2 separate regions of the Mus musculus genome follow, and region 1 is linked to region 2. Evidence: chromatin loops called from intact Hi-C (ENCODE). Cell type or tissue: gastrocnemius. All regions are shown on one strand. Links, peaks and the distances in the headings refer to the core of each region. The heading gives the core; the rest is flanking DNA. Region 1 overlaps Filip1 (filamin A interacting protein 1). Region 2 overlaps Filip1 (filamin A interacting protein 1).

What was found. Hi-C counts contacts between places; a loop is a spot of excess contacts. Peaks named below come from ENCODE experiments on the same cell type or tissue, not always from the same donor. Only the 100,000 strongest peaks of a DNase experiment are listed, where the experiment ranks them.
Region 1: it touches region 2 in a loop (2.1-fold over the local background); 7 of 42 quality-filtered maps call a loop at or near these places.

The regions. Positions count from the first base shown.
Region 1 is chr9:79,873,390-79,878,770 of GRCm38, forward strand. The region is part of intron 2 of Filip1 (filamin A interacting protein 1); the gene reads right to left. Among named protein-coding and RNA genes, the nearest start is that of Gm35261, 51 kb to the right of the region's middle. In gastrocnemius, for the core only: no CTCF peak of the experiment used is centred there; a DNase peak (open chromatin) is centred at 2,424; H3K4me3 peaks cover 1,050 bases; H3K27ac peaks cover 1,690 bases.
Region 2 is chr9:79,919,506-79,924,886 of GRCm38, forward strand. All of the region lies in intron 1 of Filip1 (filamin A interacting protein 1), which reads right to left. Among named protein-coding and RNA genes, the nearest start is that of Gm35261, 5.4 kb to the right of the region's middle. In gastrocnemius, for the core only: no CTCF peak of the experiment used is centred there; a DNase peak (open chromatin) is centred at 3,085; H3K4me3 peaks cover 1,465 bases; H3K27ac peaks cover 4,457 bases.

The DNA.
Region 1 (5,381 bases), core at 169-5,168, 46 kb before region 2:
GATTTATTGGAATCACACAGCCTTGAGCTCCCTGGGAGGTGACTGAGTATTTTATTCATTTCAATTCCCACCTAAGCAAATTCTCTATTTATATCATACAAGTGACCAGCTGGCAAAACTATACTTTAATTTCTTTAAAAACAAAATTCAAAAGAATCAAAAAGCCTCAGTCATCCTGAACCTGCAGAGAATGTTACACTGGCTACTTGCTAGGAGGAAAATGGGGAAGGACTGTACAGGAAGAGGAGAGAGGAGAGGACAGGAGGGGGGGGGAGGGAAGGGAAGAGGAGGTGGAAATTATCAAGACTTAGCCCTTCAACAGATGCAATGTGGTAGAAAAGACAGCATGCCCCTGAGAATCTATGCTAAAAACATGCACAACCATGTGTGACCTTGACCTGAGTCTGCCTATGAACTCAGTCTCTATCTGTAAAATGGGCACAGCAACAGCAATGCCACAGATTGTACTTGACCTAAAGTATGCAAGGTATGTGATAAATCAATGATTCCCCCCCCCCCAGCGTGCGCGCCTTGAGAAACCCACCTGTGGCTCTGCTATGCACTGTAGCAGTATGACTTAGGTTGGTTGGCTCTGTAACGAAGTACATGAAGTCACTAGTGTAAGTGGATATCTAATGAAAGTCGTTTCCTCTTTTCATTCTTTTATCACAGTGAATTGGCTGATATGGAACATCTGGGTCAGTTGAGCAATATTATACAGTTATTATAATATTAATATTATAATATAATATTATAATATTACATTAACAAAATTATACAATATTATATACCCTTTCTACAGGCTAATTCAATAGGTCGAAGCTATGGAATTTTTTTTTCTTCTCATTCCTGTTGCTCTCAATACCCTGTTAAAGCACTCATAACCATACCTCCGATTCCTATGTTGTGAGCCTAGCAGGATGATGGCAGCCCAGACCAGTGTGACCACCTTCTCTGAGCCTCTTGAACCATTTTTTTTTTAATTTTACTTTATATGTATGAGTGTTTTGCCTGAATGTATATATACACGCATCATACATGTGCCTGGTACCCAATGGGTCCAAAGAGGGAGTTGGTTCCCCTGGACCTGGGGTTATGCCATCTGAGTTCTGGGAACAGCCTGGGCCTTCTGCAAGAGCAGCAATTGCTCTTTACTCCCAAGCCACCTCTCCTGTCCCTTGATCCAGTTTTTAAAATGTGATTGAAAATTGGAATATACTGTCAGAATCTGCAGTTCACTGCCTGTTAAAAGAGCACAGCACAGCAGAAGTGGCATTAGTTTTCTATACTTTTTTTTTTTTGGCATTCTCTAAAGCAGCATCAATAAGAAGGTGTGTCAGGAGCACATTTTGTAGTGATGCTCATGCCAAAAGCAGGCTGTCTAATCTAAGTCCTTTCATATAGAAAAAACAACAACAACAATAAATTAATAAGCACAAAAATTGTTGATTTAAAAACTCTTAAACATTTTACAATGTACTTTTAACATTCCTACTTGATTTGGAATGTCCCCTTATAAATGAAGGCAATTTCTTATGGAACGCTCCCCCACCCACCCTCTCCCACTTCTCAGCCCTGGCATTCCCCTGTACTGAGGCATATAAAGTTTGCACAACCAATGGGCCTCTCTTTCCACTGATGGCCGACGAGGCCATCTTCTGATACATATGCAGCTAGAGTCAAGAGCTCCGGGGTACTGGTTAGTTCATAGAGAATGCACCTTCTAAATAACATAAATATAACTTACTTTACTTAGCCAATTATATAAAATATTTTAAAGTAAGTTTTGGAACAGGTCATTTCAGATCAAAGGAATATTTATGTCTCTGATAGTCAGATGTGTGACACCTGAAATTTTGAAACTTTTCTATTAATATGCTTTAAATTGGTGACGTAAGTAAAAAAATGTTTCAGCCAAGAAAGCCTAGCTCTAAACAGCTAACATGAAACTAACATATTTTTCAGGGAAGGACAGAGTTGAGTTTAGCAATAACCCATACATAGCTCGAGGCAACCTAGCACGGACAATACTCTTAATTGGGAACATTAACGTGATTCTCTTAACTCCACTGTACGAGAGAAAGACTAAAGCTTTGAGCTATTTCTCGGAGCTGTGTGCTCTCGTTGTTCCATGATGCGGTGTGTGCCGGTGACAGTCGTTGTGGGAGCGAGGCTGAAGATGAAGCAAAGGGAGGCCTGAAGGAGAGGCCGGGTATCGTTTCCCAGACTGACCTCATCCGCAGCGGAAGCCTCCGCATCTGCATCTGCATCTGCATCTGCTGCGATTTCCTCACACTACATCACTTGATTGGCTTGCTGCTCTCGCCAAAACTTTTGAGCTTTGTCATCTTTTTAGTATCTTTCCTAAGAACAGCACACTCAGATCAGGCCACAGCTTGTGAGTCTGGCAGCCCAGCCCCAAGCCTTCCTCTCTGCTGCCCAGAGGCCCCTGCCAGGCCGTGGCTGCTGGAAGTCAGCCCCACAGAACATCTTCTCACAGTGCACTTTGAAGTGGATAAAATATGCACTCGCGGACACTCGTCTGTTATTTCCTGTGCTCGCTCGCAGCTTTGTTCTTCTTTATTGCCAGAGAATTCTACGGGTGATGTCACTTTTCTCCGAAGAGAACGGGCCATCACAGCTTTTTACTGACATAATTAATTATCTGGAACTTGATTCTGGGCCAGAAAATTCTCAAGGCACAGCCCCTGAAGAATTAACTCTGCTGTGTTCCCCATCCTTCAACTTTTAAAGAGACAGGATACCATGTCTTTTCCTTTCTCGGACACTGATAATGGTATTTTTGTTCGGTGATATCAAGTCACAGCAAGTGAACTGGGGCACCATTCTGTGATTTCACAAGGAAGACCTTCCGTTCAATGGGCCACAAACTCCAAAGGTCAGAGTAGATCAGGGACACAAAGCACAGCGTTTAGGGCTCAGTCTCAAGTGCTACAGGAATGCATCTCAATGACTGAATAGATTCTGGGGGAAACTCATGAATCCCCAGCCAGAAGAATGAGATCCACACCAAAGCTAACGAAGTTAACCATCCATAAGGTGAAAGGTTGGTTTATCAGCCACAAAAGCAGAAAGCATTAGCAGTTTAAACCACACACAAGATGAGAAAGTACCAGGGCAATGATGGTTGTACTATGAGAATTTTCACATATGTTTTTATATAGATCCAAATGAACGCATGCGATATTCATTAGAAAAATTGCCCTGCTATTGAGATTTGAGATTATGTAAATGAGCTGCCACCTGTCTCTGCAACAGGGGTGGGGGTGGGGGGGTGGGGTGGGGCTCTGTGGGGAGCAGAGGGTACTGTAAATGGCCAGAAACCAGGTGAGAGGATTTTGATGGAATCTGGGAATGTGGTCCAGTTCTAGCTTTCTCTTCAGAGGTAGAAGATAGGGGTCCCATCTTTCTCAACGATGATGGGAATAATGATACCAAACTTCTACACAACTCAAAAGGGTTGACTTAGAACATAGCTTTTGGAACCACATTAAAATGTTGTCCCGCACCAAAAGAAATCAACATTGATTCATTTGAATCGTGCTTTAGACATTTAGATGTGTGACTGACATTTTTTCCCCCTTTGTGGCAAAACCTCTTTAATCTCAACACCAGGGAGACAAACAGGCAGATCTTTTGAGTTTGAGGTCTACAGAGTTCCAGGACAACCAGGATTCCACAGAGAAAGTGTTGAGAAAGGGGTGAGATGGGCTCAAGTAAAGCAGAAACATTGATGAATAACCACCAGCTACCCTTAAATAATCTAGGGTCAGTTCAGCACTGTGTCCTAGGACTGCAGATAGCAGGGTATCCCCAATTTACCGTGGCTCAGTGAGGCATGACTGTAATCCTGGTCTTGGCAGGTGTGCTGATGTGTATGAGACTGGCTCCCATATATATAAATACTTTGGTCCCCAGTTGGAGCTCTCTCTGCCTCCGGCTTGTGGATCAGATGTAAGCTGCCAGACCTGCCTGCCTACTGTCAAGCTCTGCAGGATGGTTGCGGACTGACTCTTTATGTCTCCTTTAAACTACTGGCACGTAACCAAGCTGGGTTCAGGAGAGATGGCTCAGACATTCAGAGCACTGGCTGAGGATGTGGGTTCAGCTTCCAGCTCCCACATCGAGGCTCACAAACAAATGTAGAGTGACTCCAGTTGCAGGGACCAACAGACAGGTAGGCACGCAAATACACATAGACCTCTCGGAAGCCTTTAAAAGAACCTGTGAGGAGCTGTGAAAGGGCCAGACCTCTCATGGTAAGAAGAGGAATCAAAGGGACAAGCTGCCCCTCACAGATTTGAGTGTCTTACAGCCACTTACCAGGAGAAAAACTGCAGCAGAGCAGTGCTGTACCACTGGTTACTTACTGGCTTGGGCTGCTCTCAAAGCTCCCTTTGGGTTGAGAAAATTAACATCTGAATCAAAAGGGCTAACCTACAAATGAACTAAGCTTGGCAGGAAGGCATCTCATGTGAGCACCAATAATTTATTTTGGTGTAAAGGGGGGAAGCTGGAAAATACACTGTATTTATTTTTAAAGATTTAATGTTATGATGTATAGCGTGTAACTGAAATCAACAATATAGATGCGCTTAAAGAAAAAGAGAAAGATCTATAAAATGCATCCTCCAAATCTGCTCCCAAGGGAAAACTCTATTAACAACTTGGGGTGAATGATTCCAGGAACGGCTTGTTCCTATAGAAACGTAATTAGAGCAGCCTGTCTCCTCCCCACCACTTCCTAATATTAAACACTAGGACGTGTGCACAATATTTTGCAAATGTCATCTCACTGAAACCACATAGTTAAATCACATCAGATAAATACCACTATGGGCATCACTATGTAGATGCTGGGTCTGAGGCTATTACAGGAAAGGTTGGTAATTTGCCCAAAGTCACACAACTGATAAATGGTGGCTGCAGGATACAAATCTAGGCAATCTAACTTTCGAGCTGAAACTCTTAATATCAAACCTTATGGGTTCTCTATATGCATGTAGCCATTGGACCTTCTCAAACAACTATCCATCTATCTATCTATCTATCTATCTATCTATCTATCTATCTATCTATCTATCTACCTACCTACCTACATACCTATCTATAATACTAGGCATTGGATTTATGTTTTCAAGCATGCTTTGCAAGTACACTACCACCAAACTATTGCCCAAGAGCTACCATTGCTTTTAATGTGTGTGTGTGTGTGTGTGTGTGTGTGTGTGTGTGTGTGTGTCCAACAGAGTCTAATCCCTTGGACCTGGAGTTAGTTGTAGGTGGTTTGAGCTACCCCATGTGAATGCTAGGAACAAAACTCCAGTCCTCTGTAAGAGCAGCAAGCGCCTCACGAGCAT
Region 2 (5,381 bases), core at 276-5,275:
ACAGCTAAGGTTTCAGGCACTGCCATATAGTTAAGCAGGAGGGACAGGGTCACTTTATGTTCTGTGAACATCTAGGACTGGGGTTGACAAGCTGTGTCTGTCGACAGTAAGCATGTTGCACTTTGCAGCACTATCTGGCTTCTGGTATTTCTACTCAGCTCCATGCAACAGGAAATCACAGACAGCAGAGAAGTCGTCCGATGTGACTCTGTCTGATCTTTAGCCCTTAGTTTATCAACCTGGATCTAAGCTGTAACAAACTTGCTTAATGGGTACATCTAAGCTGGACAGTCTCTACCCGTTTTCATTCTGTCCCCAGCTCGCTGTAATTTGAAAATAAGAACAGACTGAGAGAAAAGATAGGGCGGCAGTGACGTCCTCTGTCCCTCCCTACCTCCTCTCTCAGATACACTGCTAAAGAAATGAACATAAAAGGAAAGGAATTCCCACGAAGTTTTATGGCTAAAACTCAAGAGGATTCCCACTGGCACTAGCCCATGTCCTGAGATATGCAAATGTATACTCCAGATTTAGCAGTGTGTGCCTCAAGCACCTACTAGGATTTTCTGAGAGACAGAGACGTGGCCAAAAGCCCAGTACAGCAGGACAACAGACTGGAGAGGCAGCCTGTGTGCTAACGCATGAATCATTGGTACAGGGGGCTTTCAAGGTAGAGCACCAAGACTGGAGTTGAAGTGGAAGGTGCAGGGTGTCTGTGCAGATTAGGATGGAGTTCAGAGATGTCATGGGAGCAGAGCTATTTCGCCAGAGAGTAGTGGGGTTATTTCATCGGGAGTCAGCCTGGGAGAGGACAGCAGTGGGTGCAGGTAGAGTGGGCTCCACTGTTGTGTGAGCTGAGCAGTCATACAGGCCACTGCTTGTTCTGTGCTCTTCCTTGAAATGTTTCACCCCCTTCCCTCCCCACCTTTTTTTTTTTTTGCTTTGTTTTTGTTTTTTGTTTTTGACCTGTATCCCATGGCCTCATTGTCATCATGCAGCCAAAAATCTTTGGCCTCCTGATCCTCTTGTTTTGCCATAAAAGAAAGGCCCAAGATTATAAGCCTGTGCTACCAGCCCAACTTGAGATTCTTAATTATCCTTGGACACCTACCCACATCCCACATTTTCATTTTTCACTGGGCTTTTTAATTAGATAGGCAGTCCTGACAACAGCCTCTTGGAAGCAGCGGCCACTGTAAAGCAGACAAAAGCCAGACTCCTGGGTACTTCCCCCAGATCTCTTTTCACTACCACCAATGTGCAGGGCTCAGCTACACTCCAAAATGTGAAGGGGGGTTGGGAGAGCAGACAGGAAGACTGAAATGGATTAATTTCAACTAGGACGAACTCAGCCAATATCAGCGAGTTTACCAGGAAATGTTCAGGTTAACGTTCCTGCCTACGGAGACATGTGGAGAAAGGAGTTTAAGAGAACTAAAGAGCAGAGTTGAAAATAGTCATGAAGAAAGCAAGTAGGCCAGGAGGATGGGTCAGGGGATAAAGGGCATCCCAGGAACCTGGTGGTCTGAACTCTCAATCTCTGGTCCCTAAGGTAGAAGGAGCAAACTGACTCCTCACAGCTGTCATCTGATTTACACACATGGATATATGTCATATATTCTAATGATAATAATAACTGATTTTAAAAACAAGGAAAGAAGTCATGTAGTAGAATTGTGCCATATGCATTGGGGGGATTAACTTTGATGAGTTGTTGTTGCTGTTATTATTATTATTGTTGTTGTTGTTGTTGTTGTTGTTACTACTATTGGTTTTTATTATTAAAAGTGGTTATCTTTTTGAAAACTTTTAAGTATAGAAGGATGTTCAGGTCATGGATATAAAGTCTTCTTTTAAATATCATCATACTCGGGAAGTCTGGAGCAGAGCTGCTCCAGCTCCGAGGCCATCAGATTCCCAGAGGAGTTGTGTGCACGGACGGCCACCATCAGTAAACTCATTGTAAACAAATGCAGTAGGCACTCATGCCTCAGTGCCTCTCTGCCTCTCATGTAACTAACTACTCACCAAACAGAAATTTTGATCTATTTTTTTTCTTTTAAATAAAGGAAGTGTGGGGCACTCTTTAGTAATAGTCTCCTATCTGAGAATTCAGTAAATTTGATGTGGCACTGCTCCTGAGATGTAATAAATCAGAAAAACATGCAAAGACAGAAAGCTGAAGACCTGGGCAAAGGGGAAAGCTTTGAAAAATGATGTTTGTTGGTGATATTGTTTGTTTTCTAAGGCTGGTATTGAGTCGAAAACCAATGTAGCTTTTGCATCTTAGACAAGTCCTCTGCAGATGCAGCTACATTCCTACCCAGGACAGTTTTGAGTGCTCGTACTCAGCTGATCCCTAGGGAATGAACAAGCTTCTTCCAGCTGAAACAGAGAGACTCAGGTGCCTGATGCCTGAGGAGGAACTACAAAGAGAAAGTCAAAACCGAGGACAGGCACAGAAAAGTCACAAGCTGTGACAGGATCACAGTATGTTAACCAGTTGCACACCATAAGACAACACTCCGAGTTTGCATTTCCAGGCTGTCTAGGGCCCTGCCATCCTGTCATGTCAAGAAAAAAAATAGCTTTGTTAGGAGCCATGGTAACTAAATACTGGGGGAGGGGGTGGAGGAAGGTCAAGGAATGTTCTATAGTTACGCATCAAGAAAGTACAAAACACAGGTTATTTTTAAATTTGGCTGCACGCCAACAGTTTTAACGTCTAAAAATTAAGATGCACATAAATAGCAGAGTCTGTTTCTCATGTAGCCATGAGAAAAAATACTTTCCCAGTAATTCAATACTACCTTATTTTCATCAGCTGCCATTCAAGCCAACAAAAATGCCCAAAGTGAGCATTTTCCAAATTTGTCACCGGGAGGGCATCCTTCCCCTGCTCCCTCACTCGCTGCCACCTCTGGTCTGCTCCGCAGGCATGACTCACTGGCCACAGGATGCAAAGGGGGCTGCTCTTCTAGGACTGCGGAGCTGTTTGCCATCAGTGCCCACTTTCTCTCTCCTAATAACACTTGTGGCCACCAACGAAGATTTACCTGACAGCTGTCAACCAGAACCAAGGTGTGGCATGCTTGCACACAGAGTCTCCCCCACCGCACAGCCCACCGTCCTAGGCAGGCAAATCTGCCTACAGGTTGGGGCCCATAGGCCAGCTGAGGTAATGGCCAAAATGCCTCTCTGTCCTCTCTGGTGCTTCGGGACTGTATCCAGTGACGGACAGGAGTCCGGACAAGAGGAATTATAAGAAACAAGCTCCCCAAATCAAAACCTCAGGAGAGAAATTCTCTATGGAAAAAAAATCTCTTAAATTATTCTAAATGAGTGACTATAACATATATGTGAGATGTGTAGAGGTAGAGTTTTAAAAAATATTATAAATAGACTTTTGCTTGATCTAAAGTTCTAATTCCAAGACTGAGAATTAGGGTTTTCCATTTATTGATAAATTTTACCTAAACTGTGAATGTATTACACATATGCTTGGAACATTGCTTAGACTTGCCCAAATAATCACACTGTTCCTTCTGAGTTCCTTCAACTGTAAATTAATTTTTTTATTATTTACTTAATGTGCATTGGTGTTTTGCCTGCATGTATGTCTGTGTGAGGGTGTCCAATCTGCTAGACCTGGAGTTCCAGAGCTGCCATGTGGTTTCCGGGAATTGAACCCTGGTCCTCTGGAAGAGCAGCCAGTGCTCTTAACTGCTGAGCCCTCTCTCCAGCCTCTCATCTGTATACTTAAAAGCACCAAAACCCTATGTGTGCATGTATTGCTGAAAGGAAAAACTTACAACAGCTGTTTTGCCACTTTAAAACTGGTTGCTAAAGAACAAGTCCGCAGACAGAATGGATGGCGATCACACAGATACCATTCCTTGTGTGAGCAAATGTCAGGGTCCTCTTTACTAGGTTGATTAAGTGATCTGAGAGTGCCAGGGACTTGGTAGCAAAAGGAAGTCCAGCTGGTTATTGTCAGCAGGCACATCACAGTGAAACTGATTCAGAAGGGGAGCCACAGGCTGAGCTGGAAAAAACCTCGAAGACCTTTTGCTAAATGAGTTATTTCCAGGTCAACTTTTATCTTAGTTTACTGTAAAAATGAGTTCATATTACTATCATTGCAAGCCAACCCTTTGAAAAAAATTACAGAGTACCCTCCTTGTGCAGGGCACTGTAAGTTTTCCCCACAGGATTTTGTTTTTTAATGTAATCAATTAAAAATTAAAAATGTACTCTGTAGCCATACGGTGGTCAGACACCAAGCTGGAATCCTTTTTTTTAAAATATTTTTTATTACATATTTTCCTCAATTACATTTCCAATGCTATCCCAAAAGTCCCCCATACCCTCCCCCACACACTTCCCTACCCACTCATTCTCATTTTTTTTTTTTTTTTTTTTTTTGGCCCTGGCGTTCCCCTGCACTGGGGCATATACAGTTTGCGTGTCCAATGGGCCTCTCTTTCCAGTGATGGCCGACTAGGCCATCTTTTGATACATATGCAGCTAGAGTCAAGAGCTCCGGGGTACTGCTTAGTTCATATTGTTGTTCCACCTATAGGGTTCAAGCTGGAATCCTAATGCAGCGGTGACCAGGAGATCCAAAGAAAGTTTTGCTCACTTTTCTTCAAAGGCAGATTCTCTTTCATTTTCATCTTGGAATATGAACGACTGAATTATTGTTGAGGCTTAATTAATTAAGTCATGACTGCCAGGAATTACACCTGTATTGTCAGCACTCAAAGGCTGAGGCAAGAGAGTCACAAGTCTAAAATTAGCTTGGGCTACAAAATACATTCTAAGCTAGCCTGGGCTACATTAGTGATACTCTGTTTCAATTTTTTAAAAAAAAGTAAATGCTGTGTGATTCAACAGATTCCACAGTGTTTGCCTCTTAGTTTCACAGAATAAGATTTAAAACCAGATCTCTGGATTATAATAACCTGGGTGTAAAATTTTGACCTCTCACACGCCACTTCCACTATGACTAGGGACTTCCAGGACTCAGAAACCCTTATTAGGACATTTCTAGAAGTCTTCAGGAGGAAAATGAGGAGCTGTGTTCCTAATGCTGTCCTGACAGCTAGAGAGACATGTTTTCATTTCCTGGTCTATATTTCTACCACATGGTCTTCCTATCATCATTGAGGTGGCTAAGATACTATCTGTGGAGCCAGGTGGTGGTGGCACACACCTTTAATCCCAGTACTTCAGAGGCAGAGGCAAGTGGACCTCTATGAGTTCAAGGCCAGCCTGGTCTACAGATTGAGTTCCAGGACAGCAGGGTTGCAAAGAGAAACCCTGTCTTGAAAAAAATAAACAAAAGGAGGGGGGGAAAGGAGAAAAGAAGGATGCCATCA